Linked DNA regions of Homo sapiens: region 2 is linked to region 1. A link is an interaction called in ENCODE POLR2A ChIA-PET data of the cell type or tissue named here. Cell type or tissue: B cell. All regions are shown on one strand. Region 1 overlaps PBX4 (PBX homeobox 4). Region 2 overlaps GATAD2A (GATA zinc finger domain containing 2A).

Region 1 (2,500 bases):
GGGAACTCACACTCCATCTCAATCACCTCAGGGAGCTCACACTCCATCTGTATCCCTCAGGGAGCTCACACCCCACCTGTATCCCTCAGGCAGCTCACACTCCATCTGTATCTCTCAGGGAGCTCACACTCCATCTCTGTCCCTCAGGGAGCTCACACTCCACCTCAATCACCTCAGGGAACTCACACTCCATCTTTATCCCTCAGGGAGCTCACATTCCATCAGTATCCCTCAGGGAGCTCACACTCTATCTGTAACCCTCAGGGAGCTCACACTCCATCTGTATCCCTCAGGGAGCTCACACTCCATCTGTAACCCTCAGGGAGCTCACACTCCATCTGTATCCCTCAGGGAGCTCACACTCTACCAGTATCCCTCAGGGAGCTCACACTCCATCTGTATCCCTCAGGGAGCTCACACTCCATCTGTAACCCTCAGGGAGCTCACACTCCATCTGTATCCCTCAGGGAGCTCACACTCTATCAGTATCCCTCAGGGAGCTCACACTCCATCTGTATCCCTCAGGGAGCTCACACTCTATCAGTATCCCTCAGGGAGCTCACACTCCATCTGTATCCCTCAGGGAGCTCACACTCCATCTGTATCCCTCAGGGAGCTCACACTCCACCTCAGTCACCTCAGGGAACTCACACTCCATCTGTATCCCTCAAGGAGCTCACACTCCATCTGTATCCCTCAGGGAACTCACACTCCATCTGTATCCCTCAAGGAGCTCACACTCCATCTGTATCCCTCAGGGAACTCACACTCCATCTGTATCCCTCAAGGAGCTCACACTCCATCTGTATCCCTCAGGAAGCTCACACTCCGTCTGTATCCCTCAGGGAGCTCATACTCTGTCTGTAACCCTCAGGGAGCTCACACTCTGTCTGTATCCCTCAGGGAGCTCACACTCCATCTGTATCCCTCAGGGAGCTCATACTCTGTCTGTATCCCTCAGGGAGTTCACACTCTGTCTGTAACCCTCAGGGAGCTCACACTCCGTCTGTGTCCCTCAGGGAGCTCACACTCCACAGCATCACCTCTGGGACCTCGCATTCCATCTGCATCGCTCAGGAAGTCCTCAGGTCTCTCTGTGGGTACACTTGCACCCCTGCCTCACAGATGAACGGGGAGAGCGCTGGAGTCCCACATTTGTAATGCAGAGCCTGGATCTGAGCTGGCCTGGCTGACTCAGAGCCTGGAGACTTGGCTCCTGTTCCACACTTTTTTTGTTTTTCAGAGATAGGATCTCACTCTGTCACCCAGGCTGGAATGCAGTGGCGCCATCATAGCTCACTGCAGCCTCACCCTCCTGGGCTCAAGTGATCCTTCCACCTCAGCATCCGAAGGAGCTGAGACCACAGGTGCACACCACCAAGCCCAGCTAATTTTTTAAATTTTTTGTAGAGACAGTGTCTCACTATGTTGCCCAGGCTGGTCTCGAACTCCTGGCCTCAAGCGACCCTCCTACCTCATCCTCCCAAAGTGCTGGGATTCCAGCAGCCATGCCTGGCCTCTGCACACATTTAACAAACTTCCCTGGGTGTCCTCATGGGACCTAGTCATCCACTCCTCCCAGGCGTGGCGAGACGTGGCAGGAGAGAACGTCACCTGGGAGATGGTGAGGCCGCCCTTCCTGGCCAGCTCTTCTTTGGCTTCTTCGCTGGGGTAAGGGTTGTTCAGATGGGAGTAAAAATACTCATTCAGCACTTCCGTCGCCTGCTTGCTGAAATTCCGCCGCTTGCGCCTGCAAAAACAGCCGCCTTCGTAGGCATTAATATGCTGGGACTCCAGTACCACCCCCACCTCTAGTTCTGAGTATGATTTTCCAGTAGTTCTGAAAACAGCAATCACTTGAGGTCAGGAGTTCGAGACCAGCGTGGTCAACATAGTGAAACCCCGTTTCTACTAAAAACACAAAAATTAGCTGGGCATGGTGGCGGGAGCCTGTAATCCCAGCTACTCGGGAGGCTGAAGCAGTAGAATCGCTTGAACCTGGGAGGCGGAGGTTGTGGTGAGTGGAGATCGCACCACTGCACTCCAGCCTGGGCACCAGAGTGAGACTCCGTCTCAAATAAATAAATAAATAAATACAAAATAAAATAAAAATGAAAACAGCAATACTTCAGGCCTTCTTCCCAAGAGGCTGTGAGGCCTCCAACCGTGACTGCAGACACAGCCTCCAGGGCTGTCTTCAACCCAAGCCAGCACTATTTCCCTCCAGTCCCTCAGAGCCGGCCCTTGAGGTTTTGGGTACGTACAGGCCCTGACCTGGCATCGAGCAGCCGCGAACGCAGGGTCATCACTGCCTCACAGGTGCTCTGCTTCAACTGCATCTGGATGGCGCTGAACTTGCCGTGAATGGCGCCGACCATGCGCTCAATCTCCTTAGGGGAGACAGGCCTCATCCTGCTCTGCTCCTGGAGGAGGTTGGTGACGTGCGTGGTGAACTCACGACAGGCCTGGGGTGGGAGCACAGACACGCCGGCCTGTGACT
Region 2 (2,500 bases), 84 kb before region 1:
TCACCATGTTAGCCAGGATGGTCTCGATCTCTTGACCTCGTGATCCGCCCGCCTCGGCCTCCCAAAGTGCTGGAATTACAGGTGTTAGCCACCACACCCGGCCTAGTTCCTCAGTTTTGGGGCACAGCCTGTGTCTAGACAACAGAGCTCTCTTTCTATCAGCTGAGTGTCTCTGAGTGAACACCACCCCTTGGGAAAGGAGGGAGGACTGCGTGGGGTCCCAGTGAGCAGCCCCCACGTCCAGGTTGCAGTGAATGCTGCCAGAATTGTATGTCAGCACACCCACTACACAGGGGCCTGACACACAAGATATTGCCCGGACTGGCCTGGGCAACACAGCGAGACCCCACCTGTACAAAAACTTTAAAAATGCAGTGAGCCATGATCGTGCCACTGTGCTCCAGCGTAGGCAACAGAGTGAGAGACCCTGTCTCAATATCAAAAATTGAAAATTGAAAAAAATTAGCCAGGTGTGGTAGTGTTTCCCTGTGGTCCCAGCAGCTTGGGAGGCTAAGATGGGAGGATCACTGGAGCCCAGGAGTTCCAGGCTACATTGAACTATGATCACACCATTGCACTCCAGCCTGACAAGAGTGAGACCCTGTCTCTAAAAAAAGAAGTTGCTCAGTGGTAGGACTAACTTGGGGAACTGATAACTGTGTCCTTTTTCTCTGTCACAGGATTTTTCTTTTTCTTTTTTTTTTTTTCTTTTTTTTTTTTTTTTTTGAGACGGAGTCTGGCTGTCGCCCAGGCTGGAGTGCGCAGTGGCACGATCTCGGCTCCCTGCAGGCTCTGCCCCCCGGGGTTCATGCCATTCTCCTGCCTCAGCCTCCCGAGTAGCTGGGACTACAGGCGCCCGCCACCTCGCCTGGCTAATTTTTTGTATTTTTAGTAGAGACGAGGTTTCACTGTGTTAGCCAGGATGGTCTCTATCTCGTGACCTCGTGATCCGCCCACCTCGGCCTCCCAAAGTGCTGGGATTACAGGCGTGAGCCACCGCGCCCAGCCTGTCATAGGATTTTTCTAGGAGTGTTTCTTGAAGGCAGGTAGAGAGACTGGATGAAGCATGAGGAATTGCTTTCTGGCTTGACTCACTTCACTCCAGGTGCTGCCTGAAGCTGGGGTGCCTCCCAGCCTGCAGACTGCCTCCTCCTTTTCCATGGGACCCTCTTCAGCCCCTTTCATTGTTGGGCAGCTCTGGTCTCCCACATGACCTTCCTAGAGCTGTTCTCATCTTGAGTCTGCACCTGTCTGGGGGGCCTCTGTGCAGGCTGCTGTTGGTCCCTCTGTCAGGGGGTGCTTTAAGGCTCAGTGGGTAGTTACTTGGGTAAACCCTTTCTTTCCCCCTTCTCTTTCCCTGCTTTGTCCCAGGGTAGCATCTGAGGGAGGAAGTGGAGTTACAGTGATATGGGTTAGCTCCCCAGGGGCCAGCCTGGGCCATTGGCTCCATTAGCTTAGTGGTTTAAAGCAGCGAGGTATTGACGTTTTTCAGTCTGTCAGTTCTGCTGGTTGGCTGGTCCCGCCCAGCTGGGCACTGTTGCTGGGGCCCTCTGGTCTTTGCAGTTGCATGTCAGCTGGGCTGGGTGTCCCCAGTGGTTTCATCACTCACATGTGATGGCCAAAACAGCTGGGACTGGCTGGACCAGTCTCTGTGCCTGTCTCCATCTCCCCCACTATAGCGGGGGCTAGTGTGGGCCTCTGATCCCGTGGTGGTTTGGGGCAGTCAGACCTCAGCTCTCCTAGAGCAAGCATTCCGAGGGCTCAGGCAGAAGCTGCAAGGCTTCTGTGACCTCACCTGAAAAGGCTGCCACGTCACTTCCTCTGCATTCTGTAGTTTGGGAATTGAGCCATAAAACCAGCCCAGGTCAAGTACTACGGGGGCTATGAGTAGATGCAGCCAGAGCCTCCGGCCTCCTCAGGACTGCAGAGATGGGCCGGGGGCCTTGCAGAGTTTGGTCTGGTGTACAGGGTTTGTCAGCCATGAGTATTAGGGCTCCTTCTTCATATCCACAAAAGCGCTTGGACTCAAAAAATAGGAATTTGGCTTCCAGGGTCTGTTGCTTTACAAAGACGCACGATGACACACAATTCAGAAATCCTTGTGAGTGAGTTTCCCTTTCCTCCAGCAGCACAACATCTATGTGCACGAGGGAAGCAGCTGCCCACCGTGCAAGGGGGTCCATCAGTCCGTGGCGCTGGTTCCTCCTGAACTCACAGCCCCAACCCTGGAACCTCCATCAAGGCAAGAGGAGGAAGTGGGCGCTCCCCAGCCTTGCCAGGCCCCCAGCAGACCCAGTCTGCCCTTGGGGGGTTTGTGAATGTTCAGGTGTCACATTTCAGGACCTGTTTACTGAGATTGTCTGCTCTGTAATGGGCTCCCACTCTTTCCTCAGAAAGCTGTCAGGTCAGGCAGATGTTTCAGGTTTGCCATTGCTTCCATCTGGGAGCTGCAAGGCGAAGGCACGGGCGGCCTGTTTGCTGCCCTTATCTTCCCAGTGTT

Evidence for each region. Peaks named below come from ENCODE experiments on the same cell type or tissue, not always from the same donor. Only the 100,000 strongest peaks of a DNase experiment are listed, where the experiment ranks them.
Region 2: POLR2A ChIA-PET joins it to region 1 with 9 read pairs; 2 of 35 experiments call an interaction of 5 or more read pairs at or near these places.

What each region holds. Positions count from the first base shown.
Region 1 is chr19:19,567,835-19,570,334 of GRCh38, forward strand. It overlaps PBX4 (PBX homeobox 4), which reads right to left. Exons shown (of 8, transcript NM_025245.3): 4 at 2,275-2,465; 5 at 1,615-1,750. Among named protein-coding and RNA genes, the nearest start is that of CILP2, 31 kb to the left of the region's middle. In B cell, no CTCF peak of the experiment used is centred here; no DNase peak of the experiment used is centred here.
Region 2 is chr19:19,483,825-19,486,324 of GRCh38, forward strand. All of the region lies in intron 2 of GATAD2A (GATA zinc finger domain containing 2A), which reads left to right. Among named protein-coding and RNA genes, the nearest start is that of TSSK6, 30 kb to the right of the region's middle. RefSeq lists an enhancer at 430-1,214. In B cell, no CTCF peak of the experiment used is centred here; a DNase peak (open chromatin) is centred at 1,417; H3K27ac peaks cover 1,042 bases.